Linked DNA regions of Homo sapiens: region 1 is linked to region 2. A link is a loop called in an ENCODE intact Hi-C map of the cell type or tissue named here. Cell type or tissue: heart left ventricle. All regions are shown on one strand. Links, peaks and the distances in the headings refer to the core of each region. The heading gives the core; the rest is flanking DNA.

What was found. Hi-C counts contacts between places; a loop is a spot of excess contacts. Peaks named below come from ENCODE experiments on the same cell type or tissue, not always from the same donor. Only the 100,000 strongest peaks of a DNase experiment are listed, where the experiment ranks them.
Region 1: a loop joins it to region 2, with 2.2 times the contacts of the local background. A loop is called at or near these places in 3 of 110 quality-filtered maps.

Annotation. Positions count from the first base shown.
Region 1 is chr1:222,931,330-222,942,147 of GRCh38, reverse strand. All of the region lies in intron 2 of DISP1 (dispatched RND transporter family member 1), which reads right to left. Among named protein-coding and RNA genes, the nearest start is that of DISP1, 120 kb to the right of the region's middle. In heart left ventricle, for the core only: no CTCF peak of the experiment used is centred there; no DNase peak of the experiment used is centred there.
Region 2 is chr1:223,012,962-223,023,779 of GRCh38, reverse strand. No RefSeq gene overlaps it. Among named protein-coding and RNA genes, the nearest start is that of TLR5, 120 kb to the left of the region's middle. RefSeq lists an enhancer at 452-1,127. In heart left ventricle, for the core only: no CTCF peak of the experiment used is centred there; a DNase peak (open chromatin) is centred at 6,280; H3K27ac peaks cover 1,998 bases.

The DNA of each region.
Region 1 (10,818 bases), core at 868-8,867, 81 kb after region 2:
TGGGTGGGATTTGCTTCAAATGAGTTTTTTTTCTTACTTTTTTTTTTCCTTCCACCAAAAGGTTCAGGGCTTCAATATAAAGGAAGATCCTTAGATGCTCAAATTACCAGCAGCAAGTGTGTCCAATCAACAAACAAAAAAACAGACAATCTCCCTATCCCTTTGCTCACTGCACTACCCTCTGAGCAACATACACACAAAATCCGGGAATTCACAGTAAAAAAAAAAAAAAGGGTCATCAAATGCTATTAGTCTATTCAACATATACATAAAAGCCAACAACAACAACAAAAAGAAAACTGTAATTTAGCTCGCTAACCCTTCTAGCATGCCATTCTCTAAGTAGACAAAACGGCTTGTGCAGGAATCTCTTTCTAGTCCTTCCCCACCTCTGGCAGACACACAGGTAATCAGAAGAAATCATCTTTTTCAGTCTGAGTACATAGTAATCTCACTGGCAAACCTGGATCCCCCATGAGGATTCCTATGTACATTTTCACCCAGTATGTAAACTGCTCAGCAGAGGCATTTGTGAGCAGAGCATGCCCATACTAGGATGTAAATTTAGCATATTTACCTTTCAGACAAAATTCCTCAAACACACCCTACCCCACATACACAAATTCAGTTAAATAAACATCATGCAATAGGAATTTCTTAATAAATTGCTTAGTGGGAAGACAAAGCATTTAAAAACATCAAAATATATATAAAATCAAGTAGATGTTACTTCCCTCATTAGTCTTACATCACTTTTGAAAATGGCTTGCCAATCCCAAACTTCCTTTTACAATGACCATTGAGAGGGATTCTGAACTGTAGTAAATACAGTTGCTCTCTCCTTCATTAAATCACTTTCCAATGTTCCCAGTGTTAAACAAACATCCACTGTAAAACATTCAAAGAATATACCCAACACAGAGTAATAGTAGTTAATGTATTATCTAAACTAGCAGGAGGTAGGGTAGATATACTGACCGGCAAGAGCACTAATGTGATCCAGGAGGCAAGAACTAATCTCATCATTTTCTAAATGTGCCATCTCAGCAAGATCTGCTCATTTATGCTTCAGTTTACTGAAGAATATAACCTCCCTTTTGTTGTTAACAAAAGAAAAAGCCATATGCAAAGGTTATGAAAATAACAAAACATAAAGGACATTTAAAGAAGCACTGGACGTTTTTTAAAAAAGCTAATTGAAATTTAAGATGTTTAATTGTGTCTTAGATAATGTAGGAAACAATCACTAGATGAGATCAATGTAATTATTTCCCAGAATTAGAAACTCTCATTGTACGAGCACTCCATTCAAAGAAATCACTGCAGGCACACGCTTTTCTCCAACCTCCACCTGTACCTCAGTTAAACTATCACAGCTGATGGGAATCTGCTGGGCTAAATGGGAAAGTCAACTCCTCCTGCCCTTTCCATCAGGAGGGCTGAAGGAAAGAATACTTCTAATTTGTTAGTTTGTTTTTACCATCCCAGGTTGGTTAATGTATCATCTCAAATAGTCTACTTTTTCCTAGGTATTTAATTCAATCAATTCTACTGATTCTAATCACAGATGCTGGGTAAGTCATGCCAGTGAGAAGCATCTAATAACAACAAATGACTTAAAAGTTTCAAAGTGAAACTGGCTGATAGGGTTTGGATCTGTGTCCTGCCCAAATCTCATGTCGAACTGTAATCCTCAGTGTTGGAGGTGGGGCGTGGTGGGAGGTGATTGGATTATGGGGCTAGATTTCCCTCTTTGTGCTGTTCTCATGATAGTGAGTGGGTTCTCCTGAGATCTGGTTGTTTAAAAGCATGTGACACATGTCCCCGGCCAACTTTCTCCTTCTCTGGCCAGCTTCCCCTTTACCTTCTGCCATGATTGTGAATTTCCTAAGGCCTCGCCAGAAGCTGAGCTGGTGCTGCCATATTTCCTGTACAGCCTGCAGAATCGTGAGCCAATGAAACCTCTTTTCTTTATAAATTACCCAGTCTCAGGTTATTTTTTTTTCTTTTCTTTTTTTTTTTGAGATGGAGTCTTGCTCTGTCACCCAGGCTGGAGTGCAGTGGCGCGATCTCGGCTCACTGTAAGCTCCACCTCCCAGGTTCATGCCATTCTCCTGCCTCAGCTTCCCAAGTAGCTGGGACTACAGGCGCCCACCACCACGCCTGGCTAATTTTTCATATTTTTTAGTAGAGACGGGATCTCACCGTGTTAGCCAGGATGGTCTCGATCTCCTGACCTCGTGATCCGCCCGCCTCAGCCTCCCAAAGTGCTGGGATTACAGGCGTGAGCCACTGCGCCCGGCCTTTTTTTTTTTTTGACAGGATCTCCATCTGTTGCCCAGGGTGTAGTGAAGTGGTGTAATCTTGGCTTACTCACTGCAACCTCCACATCCTGGGTTCAAGTATTCTCCCACCTCAGCCTCCTGAGTAGCAGGGATCACAGGTGTGTGCCACCACACCCAGCTAATTTTTGTATTTTTTGGTAGAGACAGGGTTTCACCATGTTGGCCAGGCTGGTCTCGAACTCCTGACCTCAGGTGATCTGCCCACCTCGACCTCCCAAAGTGCTGGGATTAGGATTACAGGCGTGAGCCACTGTGCCCAGCCCAGGTATTTCTTTATGGTAGTGCAAGAACTGAATACATTGGGCTTCAGACAGAATCCCATCAACCTCTAACTCCCTTCAAAGAACCCTGAAATCCCCTCTAGACCCTCCTCAATCTTCATGTTTTCCTATCTTCTAATTAAATCTGCTTATCCTCAGTAAAAAAAAAAAAAAAAAAAAAAAAAAATTATTTTTCTTCATAATCAGAATCACAACTATCATTCTCTTTTAAATTTATTACAAATGTATCGTTTTGTAGTTACACAAGAGTTAAATAGATTCTTATATGCCAGCTGGGGACCTAATCATCACTTATAACATGTTTTTTCCACATGGTAAAATGCAGTTCAAATGCCAAATAACTGACTTACAAATGAATTTTTGGAACACAACCTATTTTGTAACTTGGGAGACTTCTTGTAATGAAGTAGGAACTAGTAAAGAATAATTTGAACTCTGACTTTGGCTTGTATTTGAAGCAAGTCACATGAGTGTTCTCTGATTCCATTTCTTTAATTATAACATGGGACCAATCAATTTGACCTCATAAGTATGTAAAAAGTACAGGTAAAAAAATTTAGAAGCAAAAACAGAAAAAATATTTTATGAACTGTCTATAGATTATTTAAGTTCAATGGATGCATTTGGGTAGGTGTTCAGGTGACCAGCCAGAATAGGAAAGTATTTCACTCTGAGATCAGGAGTTAACCCTAAGGCCCATACAGAGAAAGATCATCCCTTCCCCCTCTTCATCCCGTCCTTCCTTCCTTCCTTCCTTCCTTTTTTTTTTTTTTTTTTTTTTTTTTTTTAAAGACAGGGTCTTGCTCTGTCACCCAGGCTTGAGTGCACTGGTGCGATCATGGCTTCCTGCAGCCTAGACCTCCCAGGCCCAAGCAATCCTCCTGCCTCAGCCTCCTATGTAGCTGGGACCATAGGCATGTACCATCATGTCATGCTAATTTTTAATTTTTTTGTAGAGGTGGGTTCTCCTATGTTGCCCAGTCTGGTCTCAAATCCCAGAGCTCAAGCGATCCTCCTGCCTCAGCCTCCCAAAGTGCTAGGATTACAGGATGAGCCACCATGCCCAGCCTCCTTTTTCTTTAGAACTGAGATAAATGAGGAAAAAATCCAGTCTGAGCCTAAGACGGAGGGAACTAACAGGAAAGAAGAATAAGATAGAGGAAGTATAAGTATAATAGGAGTGGAATAAGGAGTTCCTGAGAGTCTTAATACCCTTACATTTGTCAAACTATTGTGATAAGTGTAATGGTATATGATTATGAATGCAGTGATAGTAATATTTATAGTGAAAGTTTAAAATCGGTTTTGGGTAAAATATAATGAGTAACTTTAAAAGACAGCTATGTTGAGACTGGGCACAGTGGCTCATGCCTGTAATCCCAGCACTTTGGGAGGCTGAGGCAGGAAGACTGCTAGGGCTCAGGAGTTTGAGACAAGCCTGAAAATATAGTGAGACCTTGTCTCTAAAAACAATTTAAAAGTTAGCTGAGCATGGTGTTGTTTGCTTGTAGTCCCAGCTACTCAGGAGGCTGAAATGGGAGGATCACTTGAGCCCAAGAGACGGAGGTTGTGGTGAGCTTGAGACACACCACTGCATTCCAGCCTGGGTGGTAGAACGAGACCCTGTCTCAAAACAAAACAAAACAAAACAGCTATTGTTGAAATCACCTGTTCTCCCAGGGCCATAAAACACAGGGGAATGCAAAAAAAAAAAAAAAAAAAAAAGGCAAGCTATTATTGAAGCATTGGCTTGAGATGTGATGTGCCCACACCAAGATATTTTAATGCATTTCCTGCTGTTCATGAATATAACATGCCAATATCAACAAATTCAAGCTTCTAATCTCATATCCCCTATTTTACATTTTTAGCCAGCATTTTAATGTCCAGAATGATTTAGCAATTTTGGGGCTACAAGGTCTTTGGCCAAAAACCATCTTTCGATTAAATTTTAAAATATACATTTCATAGGATTACTATGAGAATGTAAAAATGTTTTGAAAACCAGAATGGGCTATATAACACGAGAGTGTTAATACCCTTGTATATATAACACTATGTATGTATACATATATGAATACTCTTGTATAATACATAACGCAAGTAAATTAATATATTGAAGTATAGAGAGGGGCAGGGCGCAGTGGCTCACGCCTGTAATCCCAGCACTTTGGGAGGCTGAGGCGGGTGGATCACGAGGTCAGGAGATCGAGACCATCCTGGCTAACACGGTGAAACCTCGTCTCTACTAAAAATACAAAGAAATTAGCCGAGCGTGGTGGCGGGTGCCTGTAGTCCGAGCGACTCAGGAGGCTGAGGCAGGAGAATGGCGTGAACCCAGGAGGCGGACCTTGCAGTGAGCCGAGATCACGCCACTGCACTCCAGCCTGGGCGACAGAGCAAGACTCCGTCTCAAAATATATATATATAAACTGTAATATATTAAATAATATATTATATATTGCATATTATATATAATATATTATATAATATGTAATATATAATATATAATATTCTATATTATATAATATTATATATATTATAAAATATTATTTATAAATAATATAATATGTAATATATAATATATATTACATATTATATAATATATAATATATTATATATAAATAATATATTATATATATCATATATATGATATATAAATTATATATCATATATATGATATATATAATTTATATATATTATATATAATTTATATATATAATATATTATATATATTATATATGATATATATAATTTTTATATATCATATATATGATATATAATTTTTATATATCATATATATGATATATAATATATATGATATATATCATATATTTTATATATTATATATACCTCATATATATGAGAGATATATATATCTCATATATATGAGAGATATATATATCTCATATATATGAGAGATATATATCTCTCATATATATGATATATATTATATATAAATCTCATATATATATATATAGAGAGAGAGAGAGACATTTCCATCATACTGAAATGTAAAGAGAAAAGTGTCATCAGAGTTCATATGATTAGATGGTTCAAAATAATGACATCCAACTCCTGTTTGGAACTCAGGAAATATACAACTATAAAATAAATGGAAAAATAATGCTTCAGACAAAAAGTTGCATCACATTGAAAATGCTATCAGGATTATGATAATTTCATTTGTCAAGAGACAATCACATATCACCTAAGGACGGGGATATGTCCAGAGACATGCATCATCGGGTGATTTCACCATTGTGTGGTCATCACAGTGTACTTACATAAACCTAGATGCTGTAGCCACAGCTAGGCTATATGGCATGGTCTATTGCTCCTAGGCTACAAACCTATACAGCATGTTACTGTACTAAATACTGTAGACAACTGTAATGCAGGTATTTGTCTACCACACATATCTAAACATGAATAATAAAAAATAATGATAAACACATCTAAACATAAAAAAGGTAAGGTGTTGCATTCCAGTGTCACCATGGCTAGGCCATAGGAATTTTTCATCTCCATTATAATCTTATGGGACCAACATGGTATATGTGGTCTGTCACTGACCAAAATGTCTTTATGTGGCACATGACTGTATCATACACCAAAATTAATGACACACAATTTGTACAAAGGATGCAATCAAACTAGATGGCTCCCAGAATACAAATAGCGTTAAGAAAACCTCAGCAGCTACTTGGAATTGGCGGTCAGAACTGCTAGTGTGGCCAGAAAACTGCCAAGGTAAAATCTAAATGTACTGTTGAAGAGAATACACAGACCTGTCCCAATTACCACAGTAACCACTTAGCAAAGCCTCACTATCCGTAACAAACACAGGGCTCATATAGCCTGAAGGAACACCATTTTCATCCCCATCAACTGTTAAAATTGTACACCTCTTGGCTATTTCCAAAGCACTTTCTCACAAATGATCTCACTTGAGTTGATCCTCCTAATAGCCCTCTGGAAAAACAGGGGTGGCAGGCATTACCACTCCATTTTGCTAGGAGAAAACAACATAGAGATTCTAAGTAAGGTGCTCAAAGTCACATACTGATGACAAATGGTGAAGCTAGGAAGCATGATGCCAAGGTCTTGAGAGCTTTCTGATAAACTGTATTCTGTACACTCAGATGATGTATTTTAGAATAACTCTTTGCTTCACCAGATTCCTAATACCAAACTTAAGAATAAATGGCAAGACTGGATCACCAACAAGATCCCTTGTTGTAGCCAACCACCTTTTTCAGAAGAGTCATGCTCCCTAGAGCAGTTTCAGTAGGTAAATACAAAACACTAAACCAGTGCTTCCAAATACAAGGATCACCTAGAGATGCAGTTAGAATAAAGATTTGATACAGTACATCAGGGGTGGAGCAACAAGCCTCCAACAACATGTCCATACTGCTGATACCTAGAACACATTTTGCGTAGCAAGAGAAAACCACAAACTAGGTGGGGAGACTACAAGAGAATTATGCCTCAGTTATGGCAAGATATGCACAATTAAAGCAGAATGAAGAAAAATAAGTAGGGAAATGATAACAGTTGACAGAAATAAAGGCCCATTTTTCTTTTTAAGGCAAAGAAATGTAACACATTTAACAACAGAGGTTCTAATTGATAATCAAGTTTAATTATGGCTTGTATCATGACTCCCAAACTGTTTTTTGTGCATGCAAATAACAGCTGTTAAGATTTTGATCTTTTTAGTGCAACTCATATAAATGGACTGAAGCACCCTGCCTAGTTAACTGAGATACATTTGTTTCCCTCTCAAGTGGCACTAGGTATTAAAAGATGGGTATATAAAGAGACCTTAAGTCTTTCTTCACATCAGGTATCTTTCTTCACATCAGGTATAAAGGCAGTCTGGGGATACCTGTATCCATTATTTACCAAACTTGTTTTAATATGAAATGGTTCCTCCACAGTTGCTTCCTGCTTATCCTAAAATGATGGACTAATTTCTGATTACTGGTACCTCGTTGGCCTGCTAATATTTAGTGTTATGGCCAGAGAAATAAATGGCTGCTCTAAATGCCAACAGAAATTGATAAAGAACTATAGTGGGGCTACGCAGAAGCCAAATCAGGCAAGTATTGTCTCTACAAATATTTTTCCCTTCAAAGGGCTATTAAAATTTTTTTTAATCATCTCACTATGTCAAGCCCCTTTTTTCACAATACCTCTGTGAATTTATTATTAAACCCATTACAGAGAAAACTGAGAATCAAAAATATTAAAGTAGCTAATCCAAATTGCATGCTTTAATCTCAGACCAGTATGACTCTAAAGGTAAGGCTTTTCCACTACCTCAAGATGCCTCTAGAGCAATGCCAAGTCCAACTAGCTTTTATAGGACCACAAGAGGCTACTGATGTAAAATTCTGTCTGAAGGTCCACATGAAAAATAGCCTATGAATTCGATATTTCCCAAGATAGTTTTAAAAGGTACAATTCAGCATTCAAGAGCGCCAGAGACATATTTCACTAAATTAAGGAAAGGTGTTATCCATCCATATATCATATTATGCAAACTTAAAAAAGCAAGACAATGGATTGATCTTTGTTGTCATATAGTATATTGACTATTTAAGAATAATGTAATTGTGACCTGACAGCAAAATCTGTATCTTTAATGAAAGAATCAGACACTTTTAAGGAACTAGAAAGGATGGTCTTAAATAAAGAAATATAATCTTCTTCCCTCCTGAGACAAATTACATTTTCTTATTTTTAAGTTTGTAAACTTTCTACTATTAAACTCTCCTTCATGAGAATACTTATAAATAGCTTCCCCAAATCACTTGTAAACATTTTATATATTGCAAAGGCCTATACAAAAATAAGGTGTTAATTCTAGTATTCCCCTTAAGCATAAACTATAATAAGTTGAAAGCCATTTTCCCAAAGAAACAAACATTATATATTTGAAGATCTATACCACTAAATATTTCATAAGAGCCTACTAGGTATTAGTTAGCTCTCTGCCAACTAGGAGAAAGCGAACTGAGTTCCAGGAAATATGAAAATGAAGGTTAGCATTCTTTTACAGTGAGAACATACTGTTCTTATTATTCAATTTATGGGTAGTTTCAACTTATGATAAGCACCACCTTTGAAAATGAAATACGCCTAACATTTTTAGATAACCTCTATTAATATGATTACATACATGATATATATTGACAGAGGAACTAAGATATATGGATACACTGTAAATGTTTTGTTTCAATATTCATGGTATTCACAAACAACTTAATGATACAGAAGAAAAATTAAAGTTTCCAGATAAAGTTTCCCCCTAGAGTTACAACAAAAAATATGAATGTAAAATAACCTTAACGATATTGCAGTATATCTGCCATAGCAAATCTGAAAGCCCTACCTTTGGAAAGCAGTATTACTGCTAGAAATGAGTTAGGTTGTAAAAGCAGAAATTTTCATATGTAGAGGTGAGTGATAGAAATTTCAGGGTTGTAGAAACATCAATTTCATTTTTCTCATTTTGTTTTACATCCAATGTACCTTTGGTCTATGTGGGAACAGAAATGTGGGTATAAAATGAAGTTTATCTCTTTCAATCTCAGGTAAATGATATCAGTGATATCCTTCATTTAGCATAAACACTTATCTTCCTAAATACATATTTCAAGAGCACTCTCACAATATTGCAATTATCAAAGCACTTTTCAGAGATCTCTTTTCCAGGTTCATCCACAAAAATTATCTTTCCATGTAATATTTACCACTTCTCTCCACACTCGTGTTATAAGTACTGTGCCCATAAGCATCAATGCTGGAAAGAAAGAGGTAGGGAAGGCTTCTCATAGCTTTGCGCTCCTCTTTCAGATGAGTTTAAATTCCATTAAGCTGCACTAATTTCTTTTGAACCCTAAGTTTGGAGAATTATGTGAAATTGTATAACCAAAAATATACAAAATAAAACTAGAGAAACTTTCTATAATCAGGGATGTCAAACAATGGTCACTTTAAAAAAATTCTACAAAGTTCTCCTATATAAGTAGTTATCTAACCCCAAAACTAGCCAAAACATTTAATTAGACTCTGCTACAAGTCTTAAGGTATGCATTAAATATGAATATTAATAAAATTACAAGTCTATCACAGCAGTCTCATCTCTGGCTGCACATTAGAATCACTTTGGTAATACTAAAAAAATTATGATAAAAGGGTCCTGGCCCCAGAGGTTGAGGTTCTGATTTAATTCATATTGTAGTGAAGTGTGGACATTAGCATTTTTTAAAGCATCCTGGGTGATTTTAACATGCAGTCAGAGCTGAGAGCCACTGATTTATACTTTATATAATTAATGCTGATCAATCTATAAGAGCAAGCAACTGCCACTCAAAATATTCAACAGTCTGAAAATATTGCTTGAAATGCAGAATATTGCTGCATATTAGAAAACAGTTGGACCTGGTACTCTAAGTTTAAACTATCTTTACTTTTTTTTATTGCTCTTGTTACAATGAAAAGAGATTTCATCTGCAGTACTTCTTAAGCTGGAAGGGTGGGGAGAGAAAGCCTTGATAAGATATTAGCTCAAGCAAGACAACAGTGCAGACTTTGCGTGGAACAATGTTGTGGAAATGTGAAACACCTTGCCATATAGCCTTTATTATTTATTGATCTTTTGAAGAAAATTTGGGAAGTAGCTAATTTGACTAATGAGTTTATTTAACACTCAAGAAAAAGTTCATCCTCAATGTCTGGTCAGTCTCTAAAATGAAGGCTCAAGATCCTCTAATAAAAGAGCATGTTCCCTAAAGTTCCATGCCAGGAAAAAAAAAAAAAAAAGATTCCTGGTGGCATTTTAAGCATCTTAAACTTTCCAATTCTAGGGTTAGACAGCCTGCAGATAGCAGGACTGTTATTTAGCCTCACATCCCCACCAAATAAGAATTACAAGATGGTTTGTTAATAAACAGGATCCTTAAGATGTGATAGGTGTGTCTTTAGGCCATGAGATTTCATTTGAAACTATTTTGTCTCAACTAAAATCACAAAATGGGCGGCTTTACAACTGAGCAATCTATCTGTATCACTATAGCTCTTCCCCAGTAGAAACAGGATCATATTACCGAGCTTAACAAATGTTGAACACATCACAAGCATGTCTAAAAGATACCATGGATGTTTAATACTTCACACAT
Region 2 (10,818 bases), core at 1,601-9,600:
ACTAGACTGAGGGCAAGGATACTCTCTGGCTCCCTACTGTATCCCAGGTTGATAGCACAAGGTAGCGTTCCATTATTGCATGCATGCATGAAGTGGTTAAATGAATAGAATGAATTTCAAAATGCCCCAAAACATGGTCTGTTAAATGCTCCCAGCCCAAACAGGCCCAAGTGCCTATTGCTTGTGGACTGCACCCAATATTCTCTCCCTGGGACAGCCCAGAGCCCACCTGGCTGATGCCTGAGCTGCTAACCACCTGAGGCCAGGAGCTTAGAGACTCAGAAGTCAGATAGGTACATCCTGAACTGAAACAGAAACCAGTGGAGGCTGCCTGAAGCTTCCTAAGGAAGGGTGGGCCCAGCCTAGATGGGAGAGGAGAGAAGAGCGGAAGGTTAGGCTGGGGGAGGAGGAAAGGGCAGGGCAGGAGGGCTGGCCCCAGGAGAGAAGGGCCTCTAATGATGGTAACATTTGATCTGCCTCTCCTTCCTGCTAATCCTAAACACAACAGTGTGAAATCTGAGCAAGTGTGAATGCCTCAGGCTCCAGCTGTTTTTCATATCAAGCCCCAGTTCCAGCCTGTCACAGAGAGAAGCCCCCATGCTGAGGACGCAGTAGTGAGAGGCTGCAGGGCTGGGGACTAATCCCTGCAAAGTGGTGGGGAGACATTGCAGGCTGTGGGGACAACCGTGGGGAACCTGGCCAGTCTCTCTAGCCCAGCTGCCACTGTGGCTCTGGGTGAACAGCCCCCATTTCTGCCCCTGGAGACAACTGGTTCTGCCTTCCTGCCTGTGTGAGTGTCTCCAGGCCTTTGGGATGCAAACCAGGCAGGCAGGGGATGGGCAGGGGATGGGCGGGAGCAGCTGCCTCCCTGGGAAGCTGCAACCCTGGGGGAGTCAAACAGAGGCAAACCCCAGCCAGGCCTAAGCCACAGGCCAGGGGCAGGCTGGGGGCAGCTCAGTTGCTGGGGCTGGATTAACCAGAGGAGACGAACAAAGGCAGCTTCAGAGGGATTACCGGGCACATTAGATGGGCTGGGCCATTAACCCAGATGGAATTGCTCTCAGGGAGGAAGCGCCTGGGGCTGGAGGTGTTGAGGAAGTGCCTGCTGGCACCAGTGTCTAACTGTGGCACTGTGAGGAGGCTGGGGCTCCTGTTTCCTTCTCTGGAATTCACTCCTTGAATAGGGGCCTGGGTGGGACTAAGGGAGCAGCAGGCTGGGGCAAGAGTTTCCTGCTGCCTGTAAGGAGAGACAGGACCCGGCCACCTTGCATTTTTATTTGTCTCACCTTAAGCCCTGCCAGTGCCCTTGGCAGGTAGATGTAGGGAGGCACTGTTCGGCCTCAGAGCTGATGGGGATGTTGGCCTCAACCTGTGACAGATGCCTTTTGGAGGTGTCTTCTCCACCTTCCTTCTGCTGCCCAGGGAGAAGCCAGAGTGATGTTCTCGTGGCTCTGTTGCTCCTTGGCTGCGATGGTTGAACATCATCCTGCAGAGACCTGACCCCGGGGAACTGACCCAGAGGCCAGACTGGCCCAGTCAGATTGTCGCTCTTGAAATTTGCAACTCGGACTCTAACAGCCTGGGTCAGTTTGCTGCTGGAGCTGGGTGGTGCGGACCCAGGGCTGAGGGCACCATTTTGGAGTAGCCCCGACAAACCAAGTGCAAAGTGAGCAGAGAAAGTCAATCCAGAGAGAGAGAGGGAGGAGAAAGAGAGAGAGAGTGAAGGAAGCGGACACAGAGACAAACCGAGAGAGACAGCAGAGACAGAGACCAGGGGAGAGATTTCTTGCTTCCAGCCCCTTGGGAAGCCTGCCCATGGGTTCCATGAGGCACCCCAATTCTTCTCGCAAAAATCTTTTTACTCTGCTTAAAATAGACCAAGCTAGTTTCTGTTCCATAAAAGTCCGTCATTCAGGGCTGAGTGTAGTGGTTCACGCCTGTAATCCCAGCACTTTGGGAGGCCGAGGCAGTCAGATCACCTGAGGTCAGGAGTTCAAGACCAGCCTGGCCAACATGGTGAAATCCCATCTCTACTAAAAATACAAAAATTAGCTGGGTGTGGTGGCATTTTCCTGTAATCTCTACTACTTGGGAGGCTGAGGCAGGAGAATCACTTGAACCAGAGAGGCAGAAATTGCAGTGAGCCGAGATCATGCCACTGCACTCCAGGCTGGGAGACAGAGCAAGACTCTGTCTCAAAAAATAAAATGTCCATCATTCAAATAAGGTTCATCCATGGAGGTAGCTAAGGCCAGGCTGCAGGACAATGCTGAGCCCAGAGGCCAGGTCAGAACCAGGGATGTCCAGCCTGGATGGTACTTCGTCTGTCTCCAAGGAGTCCTGGGAGCTGAGGGGAGCACAAAGATCACAGACTGGCCTTGACTTTGGTCCTGATGTGGGTGGGGGCGTGTGTGGATCCTGTGAGGTCTACAAGCTGCCTCTTCCCTCAGGAATCCATGACTTCGTCCGGCCCATTGGCCCCCAGCTCTGCTCACGGCCATCAGAGATTTTGGGCAATGAGACTTGCTACCTCCACCCTGGCTCCTTCCTGATATCAGGGAGCAATTGGCCAGGGAATAGCCCAATATCCAGTTTCTGGGAAAGGTGGACAACATTATTTGAACCTGAAACATGCCAGAGGTAATCAGATCAGTCACAGAAAACTGAGAAGCCTGTAATTTATGGAGAAGAGCTTGGAGACAGGAACCACCAGCCCTCTCCAGTTGTCCCTAGGGGGTGGGGAAGGTGCCAACATGAAAGATTCACCTACCCCTGGCAGAGTGACCCTCTCTCACTGAGGGAGCTTGGGTCTGATCCGTAGGCAGGGACAGAGGGCTGCAGGACTTCACAAGTTTCTGTTCCCACCAGGCCGGATCAGACTGGCTCCAAGGACAGCTCCTAAGCCTCAGCGGCTGTTTCTGAGGTCCTGGAGCTCTGGATGGCTGCTGGGGGGTTCTGAGGATCTTTGTCATCCCAGATTCCCCTGCGATACCCATGTTAAGTGCCTGAGCCACTGGGCCTCCCAAAGGCCTTTGGGCTATTTCTGGCTGTTTTGATCCACCATGATGGGGGCACCTTCTCCTCAACCTCATCTCCTGGAGAAAGCCCTGGTCAGGATTTTCCCAGCCCAGACCTCAGTTTACCGGCCAATTACTTTCTTATGAGAACCCTAAAAGTTCAGAATTCAAAGATGTTGAGGGACAAATAGAAGTCATGTTTATAAGGAGGGAAAAGAGGATGCTGGTGGTGGATCTCTGGTCCCATCACAGAGACGAGGGGAGATGGGTTACTTGCAGGCCTCGTCTCTACGTGCTGGTTTACTGGAAGGGAACAGGAGAGGGTGAGGGATTGAGGAATGCAGACAGGAACTCACCTTTATTGGATTCCTATTAAATCTCATTTAATCCTTGACGTCTTCTTATAAAGCATTACTGCATTCCCTTTCAGATGAGGAAATTGAGGCTTAAAGAATTGAGTAATATGCCTACGCTCACGGGTGTGTGCTACTCTACCGCTGTAGGCAGACATACCCGGGTCTGGCCTCCCCACCTCACTCCTCATCATCAGCCTCCCATTGAAGTTTGGCAGCACTCATTAAGCCATTTAATAAGATTTACATACAGTCATGTGCCGTGTAGCAGCATTTCTGTCAATGATTGGCCACTTACATGATGGTGGTCCCATGAGATTATAAAGGAACCAAGAAAATCCCTGTCACCTAGGGATGCCACAGCACAACCCATTACCTTTTCTACGTTTAGATGCATGATACTTACCGTTGTGTTCCAGTCGCCTGCAGTATTCAATACGGTAATGTGCTGTACAGGTTTGTAGCCGAGGGGCAATAGGCTGTACCCTATAGCCTATGCATTTAGTAGGTGACACCATTTAGTTTATGTAAGTATACACGATGATGTTTGCACAATGTAAACCCAACGTATCTGAGACAGGTCTCAATTTAGAAAGTTTATTTTGCCAAGGCTAAGCCCACGCCTGTGACACAGCCTCAGGAAGTCCTGACGACATTTCCCCAAGGCTGTAGGGTAGAGCTTGGTTTTATACATTTTAGGGAGATATGAGACATCAATCAATACATGTAACAGTACATTGGTTTGGTCCAGAAAGGCAGGATAACTCAAAGCAGGGGCTTCCAAGTTATAAGTAGATTTAAAGATTTTTGGATTGGCAATTAGTTGAGTTGTTATCAATAGAAAGGAATGTCTGGGTTGAGATAAGGGGTTGTGGATGCCAAGGTTTGATCATGCAGATGAAGCTTTTAGGTAGCAGGCTTCAGGGAGACCAGACTGTAAATGTTTCTTATCAGACTTAAAGAGTCTGTTCTGTCAGTAATTCCAAAAGGGAGGAGGGAATGATGAGGTATGTCCAGCTCCCAGTTCCTGTCAAGGCCTGAACTAGTTTTTCAGGTTAACTTTGGAATGCCCTTGGAAGAGAGCAGGAGTCCATTCAGATAGTTGGTGGGGCCTTACAATTTTATTTTTGGTTTACAACAATATCAAAATTACCTAATGACACACTTCTTAGAATGTACCCCTGTCGTTAAGTGACACATAATTGTAGATAGATGGAATGGAATGGAATGGAAATAAAATGATGGAGGCAAAGGCACAGAATAAGAAGACAGTAAAAGAGAAAGCTGGGCTGGGAAGAAAGAAAGGAGGAGGAGTACAGAACGGATGGCCAGGTGGCCCCTAAATCAGAGTGTGGACTGCTTATTAAGGTGCAACTCCAGAGCCTCTCCCCTGACCTCTCCCCTGACCGGCTGAACCCAAATCTCTGAGTCTACTTTTCAACAAGCTCCTTGGGTGATTCTTATACTCATGAAAGTTTGGGAACCACTGCAGCCTAGCCTGGGCTAGCCAAGGCAGCAGCCACTAGCTGTGTGTGGCCATTTAAATGGGAATAAGCTAAAATTAAAGATTCACTTCCTCCCTCACATGAGCCCCATGTTAAGTGCTCAATAAGCACATGCGGCCGGGGCTATTGGGCCCCACCATCCATGTGAGGTATTGACTCCCAGCTCTCTCCAGTTGCCCGGACACAGGAAGGGATGACTGCCCCATCCTCAGTCAGGCAGTTCTCTCTACATCCTCGGAGGGTCCCTGCAGGCCTGGTGACTATGGATTTGGCGGGAGTCTTCCGTGTGTCTAACAGTGATGTGGGCCAGACTCCCAAATGTATCCCCAGCTCCACCCAAGCGCCAACCCAGACCTGTGGTTCCTGATCCCCTACAGAGACGGCAGGTCATCGAGTGGCCACAACATCTCCTTAGGCCCTGTCCTGCAAGGTCTCTGCAGAAGAGGGGCCAGTGTTGAAGACTGAGCACTTTGGGCAAGGTCCTTTCTTATTCTTGTCCCCACTCACACAGGCAAGCTGTGGCTTCAGAATGACAAAGTGGAACCAGGCTGTGCAGTTTCCTAGCAAATGTCCACCTGGGGCCCGAATGTGGTGTGTGGAGGGTGTGCACACTGTCACAGGCAGCCCAGGGAGGCAAGCAGTGTGACCCCCATCCACAGATGAGACTCAGAGAGGCTAAGGTGCGGGCTTAGCTCACACTGGCGAGGGGTGGTCTGGATTTGAATCCAGGCCTAGCTGATCCTCAGACAGTGCTCCTATGATCCTGATTTCTCTCTGCTTTGTCCCCAAAGCCGGGCCTCAAGGGGCCTTGGTTCCTGGCTCCAACCCAGAGAGTATCCTGGCCATCAGTCCCCAAAATCAAACATGCATCTCACCCCTTCCTACTGTGGGTCTGGAAGGATTCCTGGATGAGACCATCTTGATAATCAATGTTAGGATAATATGGTTTGGCTGTGTCCCCACCAAAATCACAACTTGAATTCTATCTCCCAGAATTCCCACATGTTGTGGGAGGGACCCAGGGAAGGTCATTGACTCATGGGGTCCGGTCTTTCCCGTGCTATTCTCATGAATAAGTCTCATGAGATCTGATGGGTTTATCAGGGGTTTCCGCTTTTGCTTCTTCCTCGTTTTTCTCTTGCCACCACCATGTAAGAAGTTCCTTTTACCTTCTGCCATGATTCTGAGGCCTCCCCAGCCATGTGGAACTGTAAGTCCAATTAAACCTCTTTTTCTTCCCAGTCTCAGGTATGTCTTTATCAGCAGCATGAAAATGGACTAATACACAGGATATCCCTTCCTTCCAGTTAAAGAGGAACACCTCATCCAGGAATTCCCGGTGCTGGGACAGCCTCCTGTTTACCCCTCGGCCTGCTCCGTCCCGGCAGATAAGGAAGAGCCACCCATTCTCTCCGCCACACCAGTGCAGGTTTCCTGCCGGACTCCAGGCAACTGCTTCCTAGCCAGGCTTTTTCCCAGGGGCTGGGGGTGGAGGCCACAGGCTCTTCAGCTTGTGAGAAAGTAGGGGAGAGGGAGCCCTAGAGAAATACCAGTAGGTAGGGAGGTGGTGAGAAGGGGCCCCGGCCTGCCTGTGGTGGGCTGTGCGAGACCCATGGGCCCTGCCCTCTAGCACACACAGAAAGCCCCTTGGCTTTCCACAGAAGACTGACCACTTTTCTCCAGCCATGACCCCTTTGCCCCTGCACCTGATGCAAAGCCAGAGGCAGAGCCACACAAGAAGCAGACTGACCCCACTGGCCACCCGGCCGGCCAGCACTGGGCAGATCTGCAGGGCTGGCTCCCCTTGGATGCACCAAGACCCAGCAGTGGGCGCCGTAGCGCCTGCCCACCAACAACAAACCTTCTCCAGCCAGCCTGGTGCCTGCCTTCTCAGCAAGCCCGATGTCACCAGACAGCCACTAATCATCTCAGAAGCCTTGCTTCCAAAGAGACAGGGCACACCTTGTTGGCTTGAAAGACCTACCCCATTTCTCTTCCTCCAACCTCATCTCCCAGGTGGGTGCAGTTCCCTGTTGGGCAGTAAAAATTCCCTACCCAACATTCACTGGTTGGTCTTTCAGTCTTTGTTTTGGTTTTCATAAAGCTCTGCTTACTACACGAGGAAGAATAATTCTTCCTCTACCTCCAAAGATGACAGAGAGCTAGGAAATCATTATAACTATAGACTGGCCTCAGATGGCCTCAGTGAGCAGATCCCAACTCCAGGCTCCCCCTACTAACTCCCACGCTGGCCTCTCAGCAGGAAGGCCCAGTTCTCCTAAATTCCCCTGGGCAGATGGGAAGCTCTCCCAGGCCTTTTTCCTTAAGACATGACTCCTCTAATGCACAACAACCTGCACAAGAACCTCTTTGTATGTTTAGGCCTCTGAATCCATCTCCCATTATTAGAGTGGGCAAAGAGCCTAGGACCAGCCCAGCAGGCTGTGTGCACTCCAGCCATACTTCTCAGTGATGTTCTTCCCCAGTGCCTGCATTAACAGATCATCTTCTCTTAAGAAATCAAAGGTCCCAGTCAATTTAGAAAGTTTATTTTACTGCTGGGTGCGGTGGCTCACGCCTGTTGACACCGAGACAAACAGAGAGAGACAGCAGAGACAAAGACCAGGGGAGAGATCTCTTGCTTCCAGCCCCTTGGGAAGCCTGCCCGTGGGTTCCATGAGGCACCCCAATTCTTCTCACAAAAATCTTTTCACTCTACTTAAAATAGACGAAGCTAGCTTCTATTTCATGAAAGTCCATCGTTCAGGGCTGAGTGTAGTGGTTCACGCCTGTAATCCCAGCACTTTGGGAGGCCGAGGCAGGCATATTACTTGAGGTCAGGAGATCGAGACCAACCTGGCCAACATGGTGAAACCCTGTCTCTACTAAAAATACAAGAATTAGCCGGGTGTGGTGGCGCACCCCTTTAATTTCAGCTACTCTGGAGGCTGAGGCAGGAGAATTGCTTGAACAGGGGGGCGGAGGTTGCAGTAAGCAGAGATGGCCCCACTGCACTCCAGCCTGGGCGACAGAACGAGACTCTGTCTGAAAAAAAAAAAAAAAAGAAATCAAAGGACTTGAAAGCTGTCTTCTCACCTGTCTGCCTCCCCTCGGTTCTCAGTCTTCTTTTCAGATATGTGGGCCTCCCAGGGAACTCCCAGAGGGAGTTAGGCATAGCCCCTGCCTCTCTCCTATCAGTTATGCATTTTGGCTGAGTTGTTTCCATGGTTAGCATTTGCTGGGGAAGTGAATGTTTCAGAGGCTATGAGGTCAAGACATTACTACTGGAGTATTTATAAACGAATGAAAGATGTAATTGCCTTGGGGCAGAATTTAAAACTCTAAGGTAAATTCTGAACATGATTAGAACTCATTAACCTTAAGGAAGTGAAGACAAAGTGTTAGCAAAGAGGCCAGCACACTTTATTTCATAGCTTTCTCCATTCCTTATTTGAAGCTAAGACCAGTAGGGTGATAGGATGGCTCTTCCTCTCCCCTTAGAGTCCCTGTGTTGTATTGGTCATGGTCCTGAGTTGCAGACAATAGAATCTATTCTAGCTGGTTTTCAGCAGGAGAGCATTTATTAAGGACATTAGAAAACTCACTGAAATGTTGCAAGGACTGGAGACACCCAAGCTTCTAGAACAACTTCCAGCACCGCACTGAAGAATGGTCCTGGTAAGGGAGCTGCCGACATTGACAACCCCAAATCACATGCATTTGCAGGTCTAAGCCATGGTCCCAGCTGGTTTCATCACTTTTTTTTTTTTTTTTAAATTTGAGACAGAGTCTTGTTCTGTCGACCGGGCTGGAGTGCAGTGGCGCCATCTCGGCTCACTGAAACCTCTGCCTCCCGGGTTCAAGTGATTCTCCTGCCTCAGCCTCCTGAATAGCTGGGATTACAGGTGTGCACCACCACATTCAGCTAATTTTTATATATTTAGTAGAGATGGGGTTTCACCATGTTAGCCAGGATGGTCTCGATCTCTTGACCTTATGATCCACCCGCCTTGGCCTCCCAAAGTGCTGGGATTACAGGTGTGAGCCACCGCGCCCGGCCTGTTTCATCACTTTCAAACCAAAGTCCATCTGATTGATAGAAACTAAGTCACATGTCTGTAGCCTTACAGCAAGTGAGACTGGGCATCCATGTCTGGCTGCCATGCTGGGAAGGTAGATCCACAATATGGGGGAAGCTTTTGAAATATGGAGAGGCTGTTAAAGTGTGGGAGTACCCAGGAATGATCACAGTCCACCACACACACAGTCCCCATTCCACAAATCACTGTGTGAGACGGGAAGTCTAGATTCAGATCTGCCTTCTTTCTAGAAGCCCCTGTTCAAGCCCTTAGTTCTAGAGCATATAAAGAAACCTGTAGAAAAAAGGTTTTGATTTTGGTGTGACTTGAAGACTCTTTTATAGTCTTCTTTTTACCAGGTATGAGAAATTTTTACAACTTCTCCCTGTTAGAAACATTCCTGTGATGGGCTAAGTTCTTTGAAGTCTCTGACTCTTATCTGCAGTTTCCTCTGCCTGGATTGCAGCTCTCTCCTCTGGTTGCATCTATAATACCTGGCCCAAACATTCAGGTGGGAGCTTGCTAAACAGGCCTGGGCTAAAATCTATCTCTGCTGCTACACAGCTGTGTGACCTTAGAAGTGTTACCTAATTTTTCTTATCCTCAGTTTATGCATCTGTAAAATAGAGGTAATATTACTGACTTCCTAGATTGTCCAGGGATTAAATGGATAATAGATGAAAAGAGACCACATAAATGGTAAACACACAGGATTATGTCCCTTCCTCTCCTTTCTTATGACGTTTTGTGCACTCCTGGGTTACAATACTTACACTAAACTGTGCCATTTGGACATTCACCTATTTTTAAACTATTGGGTAGACAGCCCCTTCTCTGCTGTGTGGCCCGCTGCTTTCTTGCAATGTAAAAAAATACAATATTGAAAAGGAAGGCTAAAATCATCTGTTTTCCAAGTACATTAAAAAATTATTAAATAATGTTAAATTACTCCGTCATTTGCAAGTAGTCTTATATTTGACTCTATTCGCTAGAGGAAACCTTGCTAAAAGTTTTGTTATATCATTCTATTTTATTTGCAACTTATTTTTTTTTCCCTAACGATGTACCATGAATATCTTTACAGGTGAGTTCATAAAAATCTACATCATTCTTTTAAAGGGCTACCACGTATTCCATAGCTTTCTTTAACCAGGGCTCTTCTGGTGGACAGCATTTTTTTTGAATTCTTGTGATGAACACTCCCATACATAGACGTGGCACACACATATTTCATCATTTCTGGAGGGGAGATTTCTAGAAATGAGACTCTTCTATCACAGACTATAAACATCCACGGTGTTGTCAGAAACTACCCTTTCAAAATATTGTGTTGATTTTCACCCATCCAAACAGTACCTCTTTCGCCCACATCCTTTCCAACACTGGAAGCCATCTATCTAAAATTCTGGACAACTGTGTAAGTTCAAATGGTAAGTCAACTAGTGAATAGATTGTCCATTTGTAACCCTCCTTCTGTTGAGTGCCGGGTTATTTCATTTGCCCACTTTTCTATTGGTTCTCTTTTCTTTTACATTTGTATGATAGAGATATTAATCCTTTGTTTGTGAGAGGTGTTGTAAAATTGATTTTTCTTCCAAGCAGTCATTTATCTTGTAATGATTTGTTTACTACTCTGCACTCTTGGAAGGCAGGGGCCGTGTCTTATTCAGGCTCCAGTAACTGAGACAGTAGCTGGCTTATTGCAGGCTCTCAGCAGTGTCTGTTGGATTAATGAGCAAATCTATACATGGATGGCAGACAAATCAAGGGAACTTCAGTGTGCATTAGCAAAAACACTGAGGGGATTTTAAAATAAAACGTGTATTCTGGAAAATGTCAATTGTGTCTATCCATTTTCTCAAAG